Linked DNA regions of Homo sapiens: region 1 is linked to region 2. The links are chromatin contacts, found by Hi-C in ENCODE. All regions are on one chromosome and are shown on one strand. Each heading gives the region's core, a stretch centred on a gene start or an enhancer-like site at or near the end of the contact. The rest is flanking DNA. Distances are from core to core; before and after follow the strand shown. Region 1 has its middle 90 kb from the start of LINC00485. Region 2 holds the start of IGF1 (insulin like growth factor 1).

The links. Hi-C counts contacts between places; a loop is a spot of excess contacts on that map. Pooled maps may share reads with other maps.
Region 1: a map with no recorded cell type shows a loop between it and region 2 (5-fold over the local background). The contact joins the enhancer-like site here to the promoter of IGF1 in region 2. A Hi-C loop is called at or near these places in 3 of 168 maps with a recorded cell type or tissue (Calu3, GM12878 and PC-9), 24 of 37 single-sample maps with no recorded cell type and 11 of 50 pooled maps.

Annotation. Positions count from the first base shown.
Region 1 is chr12:102,732,908-102,736,619 of GRCh38, forward strand. No RefSeq gene overlaps it. Among named protein-coding and RNA genes, the nearest start is that of LINC00485, 90 kb to the right of the region's middle. Within about 2 kb of position 2,409, at least 2 of the 41 ENCODE cell types and tissues checked have a DNase peak (open chromatin) inside an H3K27ac peak, as active enhancers do; they include GM12878, where a contact is called at or near this core.
Region 2 is chr12:102,479,251-102,483,287 of GRCh38, forward strand. It overlaps IGF1 (insulin like growth factor 1), which reads right to left and starts at 1,313. Exons shown (of 4, transcript NM_000618.5): 1 at 1,069-1,313. The coding sequence starts at 1,131. LINC02456 (long intergenic non-protein coding RNA 2456) reads left to right here. Exons shown (of 13, transcript XR_007063427.1): 11 at 1-4,037. RefSeq lists enhancers at 1-28, 119-168.

The DNA.
Region 1 (3,712 bases), core at 1,159-3,658, 250 kb after region 2:
ACTTGGGAGGCTGAGGCAGGAGAATAGCGTGAACCCAGGAGGCAGAGTTTGCAGTAAGCCGAGATCGCACCACCACACTCCAGCCTGGGCAACAGAGCGAGACTCCATCTCAAAAATAAATAAATAAATAAATAAATAAATAAATAAATAAATAAATATAAAAATTACTTATGCCAGGTGACTGAGAGATGAGTCAAAAGTAAAAACTTCATCATTAGTTAAATATAATAGAAATCACTGGAGGTAAGAACTGCACTCATTTAAACAGGTAGTTGATTAAGAAATTATTTTAAACAACTCCTCTGAGTACAATTAGAATGAGTGAAATGTCTAAGTAGATACCTCAATGAATTGTGAACAATATTTATGTAAAAGCATCAATTAACAAAGATGATTCAAGAAGACATAGAAAGCATCATGATCTATATCCTAGGGAAAAAGAAAAAATAAGCAAAAATAAATAAAACACACTGAAAAACCAAATGATTTCATTGATGAGTTTCTTACAAACTTTTAAAGAAAATATAATGCTTATGATGCTAATTAAAAGTTTTGTACATACAGGCCGGGCATGGTGGCTCACGCCTGTAATCCCAGCACTTTGGGAGGCCGAGATGGGCAGATCACCTGAGCTCAGGAGTTTGAGACCAACATGGAGAAACCCTGTCTCTACTAAAAATACAAAAGAAGCCAGGCATGGCAGTGCATGTCTGTAATCCCAGCTACTAGGGAGGCTGAGGCAGGAGAATCACTTGAACCTGGGAGGCAGAGGTTGCGGTGAGCTGAGATCACACCATTGCACTCCATCTTGGGCAACAAGAGCAAAACTCCGTCTCAAAAAAAAAAGTTTTGTACATACAAAAAGTACAAAATTTTGCAGTTGATCCATAAAGTGTCATAAACCTGATGCCCAAAATTGATAAAAAAAATACTGAGGTAAAAGAAAACTCTAAACCATCTTCTCATAAATATGGAAGGAAATGTATATATGAAGTATTAGCCAATTTAATTCTTTAATACAATTCCACCTGGACCAAGGAATATCTAAGTAAAAAATGCAAATAGTTTTATAATTATGAATCCAATAATATATGAGATAAAAAAGGAAATCTTTTGATCATTAAATGAGTGCCCAAAATCTATTTAATAAATCATAATGTGCATTTCTGTGAAAATCTAAAACACTAATAACAGAAGACTTTTCTTAACATGGTAAAAATAACTATCATAAACCAAAGATAACACTTAAATATCAGAATATTTGACAAAAACTAAGATCAAAAGAAATATGTTGCTATCACCACTATTATTATTCATTGGGAGTTCTAATCCCAATGGAACAGGAGTAAAAGACATGGAACAGGTATAAAAGGCAGATGCATTAAAAAGGAAGATAGAGGCCGGGCATGGTGGCTCACGCCTGTAATTCCAGCACTTTGGGAGGCCAAGGCAGGTGTATCACATGGTCAAGAGATCGAGACCATCCTGGCCAACGTGGTGAAGTCCCGTCTCTATTAAAAATACAAAAGTTAGCTGGCGTGTTGATGCGCGCCTATAGTCCCAGCTACTTGGGAAGCTGAGGCAGGAGAATCGCTTGAACCCGGGAGGTGGAGGCAGTGAGCCAAGATCATGCTGCTGCACTCCAGCCTGGGCGACAGAGCGAGAATCCGTCTCAAAAAAAAAAAAAAAAAAAGATAGAATATTATTTTTATTTATAGATGATTTGATACTTTAAAAAGAATCAATTGAAAAACAATTAGTGGTTTAAAAATTTGAGACAATATAAATAATCAAAATTCCTTTATAGATATCTAATAACCTGAAGACATGAAAAATATATCAACTGTAATATATATAAAATATATAAATATATAAGTATGTATAATGGATACATAATAATGTATCAGATATAATATCCATATATCCATATAACTATATGTACTATCCCAATATTTTATATATATTATAAAGTACTAGTCATAAAATACTAGTCATGAACTAAGAGAGGCATAAAAGATTTTAATAAACTGAGAGCTTCTTCTGGAGAGGGTGGGGCCTAGAATAAATTTTTTGAAAAAGTGTTTCTTTACAAATCAACACATAGAGTGAATATAAATAAGCTTAAAATTCAAATGAACAGGCTGTGTGTGGTGGTTCATGCCTGTGGTCACAGCATTTTGGGAGGCTAAGGCAGGAGGATCACTTGAGGCCAAGAGTTTGAGACCAGCCTGGGCAATATGGTAAAACCCCATCTCTACTAAAAAAATACAAAAATCAGCCAGACGTGGTGGTGCATACCTGTAATCCCAGCAACCCAAGAGGCTGAGGCATGAGAATCACTTGTACCCAGGAGGTAGACGCTGCAGTGAGCCAAGATCATGCCACTACCCTCCAGCCTGGGGGACAGAGCAAAACTGTTTCAAAACAAAACCAAAACCGAATATAGGAGTGGAATTGAAATGTGCTTCCTCTTTTATCTTGCTTTTTCTCACCTAACACCTCCCTCTCTAGCCTTGAGTTTATAAAATTCACAGTTGTCACAAGTGTTTCCCTTTGCTGGGCCACCAACCTGGTTTGTCTGGGTTGTGAGGGGCAGAGTGGATGCTGTAAAGAATGTCTCCTCTCCTTGTAGGTGAGAGAAGAGAAGATGTTCCCTCACGTAGTTAATTCTGTGTGTCAGCTGATTACAATGCCAGACAATAGATGCCTTCCAATACAGGGGTGATAAATGTAGGCTAAATGGGAAGTGGAGTCATATTTTCTTGTTCATCTCTGATTCCCCAGCACATAGAAGAGTGATTGGCACATAATAAGCATTCAATAGATATGTGTTTAATAAAGGTTTTCACTGACTTGTGATATCTTTAATATTTTCTCACAGATTATTTGCCTGATATGTAATGATGGTTAATCCACAAATTAGTTAATCCATTGCAGATAACTGAGAGTTGATTATGCATGCAAAACAAAACCACTAAGAAAACAAAATAAAGATTATGCAGAGGGAAAAAAATCAAAGCAAAGGAAGTAATATATCAAAGTGATAACCATGGCTGAGTTTAAATGATGGGGCACTTCTGCATTTTCTAAAATATTTAACAAATATACACTAATTTTATAATAAAAAACAGCTTTTATTTTAAGTATTTTGAGATGTGTTTGCACTTTTGGGTGGATTTCAGATTTTGCTTACATGATGTCATAAAGCTCAATTGATATGGTGGTTTCTTAGACAACCAACAGATCTAATAACAAAGCATAAAACAAAGCAAAACAAAACAAAACAAAAAAACAAAAAAAAATCCCTAGATATCCAGATTTGGAATTTATCCCTAAATGACTGAAATTTTTACTTTATTATTGATTTATTCTCACATTGAAATAGTGCAGAGACCATCTCTGCATGACATTGTCTTCTAATACTATAGATAATAGGGGTAAGAGGTGTACTTAAAAGATGAACAGGAAATAATGATGGCCAATCATCAATTGCTACCCCTCTTCATACTTCTTCTGAACCTAATTTATGTTGCTAGTAGATAATTTATCATCACTGTTTTATGTTGATTCCCCCTCCCCATTGGTGAGGCTGTAAATTACCTGAGAGCAGAAACCATGCCTTGCTCATACACCCCACTCCTGGAATAAGTTAGGCCCCTGTGTCATGCTCTCTCACAATCCCCTGGGCTGCTCTTTCTGGAGCACTCTTCAT
Region 2 (4,037 bases), core at 63-2,562:
GGAGCCACTTACTTGACTAGGGAAAGTCGTAGTGGTGAAGTGTTTGAAAGCAGCAACTGAATGCTGCACTAAGTGGCAGAGACGTCTTATGAATTGAGCCCTCAGGCAATTGAATCGGTGGAGCCAGTGACAGCAGCTTAAAAGCGCTTGCAAATTGAAAAAAAAACACAAGTCTTGAAGGATATAATTTTGCTGAGAATGGAAACTAGAACTACGGCCAGCAATCGGAAACGAGAAGTCGGTGCACTGACAGCAGCAGCCAGATTTACCTAAAGGGACTTCACGACACTGAATATAAAATCAGAGTTTTATAACACAGAACCCCAAGTCCAAACTTTGCCCATGAAAGTCCTCTTCTAAACAGAAAAGTTGGGCAAGCAGCTCTTAGAAAGTTTCTGCTTTCCATATACAGTATGTATTTGTTTAAATTATACAAATATGCAAGGTCAGCAAGAGTTGTCAAGGAGTTCTTTTTTGGAAGAACAAATTACACTTTACTCTAACTTTAACACTCTCTCTGGGCATAAGTGCAGAGTTCCGGGACCTTAGCTCCAAAGATCATATTTAAAAGCTTTAATATCATCTAAAATACAACCCTTCATATATAGCATGCCTTGTAAATAAAGTCCTGATGAGTTACACACACAGAGACACATACACACAGAGACACATACACACATGCAAAAGAACATGGTCTTAAAAATAAAACATCTGCACCTGCAAAAGAAAAAAAAAATCCCCAAGTTCATATCCATGCTCTATAGCCCTTAGCCATAGAGAGGATTTAAAGGAATCTTCTGTAATGACACCACGGAAGCCCTGCAGAAGTGGAGGATTTAGCATAAGTACCTTGCAATAGTTTCTACTCATACAGATATCTGTGCAAATGCATCCATCTCCCCGAGCTATTTTTCAGATTCCACAGAATTGCATATTCAGCAATTTATAAATAACTCTCGGTTCCGAAACAATGAAAATTTTAAAGTGAAGAACAGTTCTAGGCAGAAGCAAACAGTACACAATTTAAATAGAATTCCCCAATGACTTCAAAGAGTAAGAAATATTTACCTTCAAGAAATCACAAAAGCAGCACTTAAATAATTGGGTTGGAAGACTGCTGATTTTTCCCATTGCTTCTGAAGTACAAAGTCTGAAAATGAATTGGTTAGCAGGAATAATGAAGCAAAAAGAAATCCAGAGAGATGGGAGATGTTGAGAGCAATGTCACATTTCAATTTTGAGGACTTTATTCCATTGCGCAGGCTCTATCTGCTCTGAATTTAGCAGTGACAGTGAGATTTAGCAAACAGAAGAGGGATTTAGAGAAAATCCTCACATTTATCTACAAAACACAGACACTGTAGACAGGAAACAGCTGGGGGAACATTTGCCTTCTCTCTCTCTCCCTCTTCTGGCAAAGTTATTGAGTAAGGACTTTTTTGGGCATGGTGACAAATAACATCATACCTTTGCATTTTAAAACTAGAGCACAGAAGCATTTTTTTCCCTTAAAAGAATGTGTGTTAGTGACAGGGTTCGCAGACATTAAAATACTTATGCTGCCATAGAAAATAAGGATCTGTTTTCTGATTAACTTTCTGCTGGGCATGAAGACACAAACGTCTGCTAATACACCTTACCAGTATTAAAGGAATATGGGGGATGGGAGAGCAATTTTAGATTCTAGAGCAAATGCATTATTTAAAACAAAAAAAGAAAGAAAGGACGATAAGACCCTCTCCAGCAAACTCTACAATTTTAACCCTGAAGTGACTGGGGTAAAGTAGATTGGAAGACAGCACTCGGGTGACCCCTTGTCCCAGTTGCCAAGTGAGAGGTGTGATCTCATTTCCTAGAACCTATGGAGGGGCAGGCAGCATTGGATTGGTCCCTTTAGGGCACTGTCTCATACTTTTTCTCCTGCGATGAGGCAAAGACTATGCCGAGCTGTAAAACCCAACTGAAATAGAACATTTTTCTTTATTCTTCTACTAGGCTGCCTGTCACTGTCCCCTCCCCACCCCACCACTCTGGGAGAAGGGTACCTGGGGGGCAAACAATTTTCCTGTTGTTTGAATTTTCCATATAACTCAAACCTGTGTGTGTGTGTGTGTGTGTGTGTGTGTGTGTGTGTGTGTATGACAGAGGGAGTCTGTGTGCCAGAGTGTGTTTTCTTTCTCTGATTTTTGTGTATTCTAAATAACACCAGCTGGCTAGCAATACCCTCTCGAGGGTTATGATGTCATTCAAATCCCTCAACTGGGTGACTGGCCGGCAACATGGTCCAAGCCAGCTGTTTTGCTATTTATAATGTACACTTGCCTTTGCCATTGAGAATTCAGTTCTGATCTTTTGTCGATACAGTTTGTACCTATTTCCCTTTGGTTTTGTGAAGCAGTAGATAAGAAAGTGAATTATAAAATAAGGTTGCAAAAGCCCAGAGCAGACATACCTCTTTCCCTAGAGAGCTCTCCAGGCCTGGTTTCCCAGGAGTGGTGGAAATAACCTGGACCTTGAATTTTTTCTTTTTTTTTTTTTCCACATGACTCTCAGGGGACTGACACATCAACTGAAAACACAGTTCTGCTTGAAATCCTACTCTGGCTCTTTGTGTTATCCTGGGGCCAGAAATTTGTTTGTAGAAGTGGGTGCCCTAACAAAAAACAAACAAACCTGCTTTGTTTGGAAGGGGGTTGGGTTTGTTTGAGTCTTCTGTGTGGTTAATACATTGTAGCAATGTTTACCTTTCAGAAATCAAAGTTAGAAATCTGGAATTATGTTGTGTCAATGGTGCACTATGTTCAGCAACATTTTGTGAGCTCTACTATGTGCCCAACTACAACATCCCTAGGAAAACAAAGAGGAATAAGATATGGTCAAGTCCCTTCAGGGGCTTTCAGCTGAATGTCAGAGACAAAGAGGAAAACTTCACAGTCATATGATGGGCATGTGCTCTTTTAAAAACATGAACAGTGCACAATGAGAGGGAGTGACACATTCTCTGGGAAGACAGGGGAGTAAAATCTTTTGGAAAATCCAAAATGAGGGAGGCAGATTGTGTCATGAGAGGCTTTGGGGTACCATGTTGGGAAATTTCAGTGGGTGGGATTTGACCCAAAGAGCACACTAAGAGGTATCATCAAGAGGTGGCCTAGTAGGTGGCCCTGGATTATTCTTAATGCAGGGATTATCCACATGTGCAGATGTGTGAGTAATCCCTGCATTTAATAATAATCCGTGGCTTCCTTTAATAAGCTCTCTTTGTACACTTGATTTGTGACAAATCTTTTTCTTTTCTGCAGTTTTTGTGGATCACACCCTTTCTGAAAAATGTCTATTCTCTTACAGACTTTGAGGATGTAGATTGTATAAAACAATAGAGCTGATCTCACCTGTCTTCCAGATGAGAAAAAACCTCTTTAACCAAGTTTGGAGAGTCAGATACTGGCTGGAGTCTTGGTGCTAAGTTCTTGTTCCAACATTGGACACCATTACAGGTGAAGGCCAGGACTTTGTTTAACCCCTTCCCACTGCAGTTTTAGCATACTTTAATTGTTCCAAGATGTCCTAGAAGCTAACTATATGTCTCCAAGTCTATCACCCATTTTGATGTTCTCTCTTGGCATGCTCGGTGCACAGATATAACCTTATCCACAAGCATTTCATATGAAAGGCTGTTTTGGGGACAGATGCTGTACTCCAGCGATATTGACACACTGACTCACAGTCTCTCGGTTTTGTAACCCCAATTACCCTTAAAGGATAATTAGGTTTTAATTTATGTCCTAGTTTTTATGTCACAATCAAAGAAAACTGAAATTTCAGTGAGTCGTAATTGTCATCAGCTGTGCTTTGGAAACATTCCAATGAGAGCTATCAGTTTCCAATGGGGGAAGCAATTTCCTGAGGTGATTAATGTATATTTCAATTTGGAGAATGGTCTATATTTTTGGACAGGGTGAGCCAGCAATGGATCAGGGCAATAATTCCTAGAGAAAAGGTCATTTTCTTGGCTAATTCCAGGAGTCAATATGAAA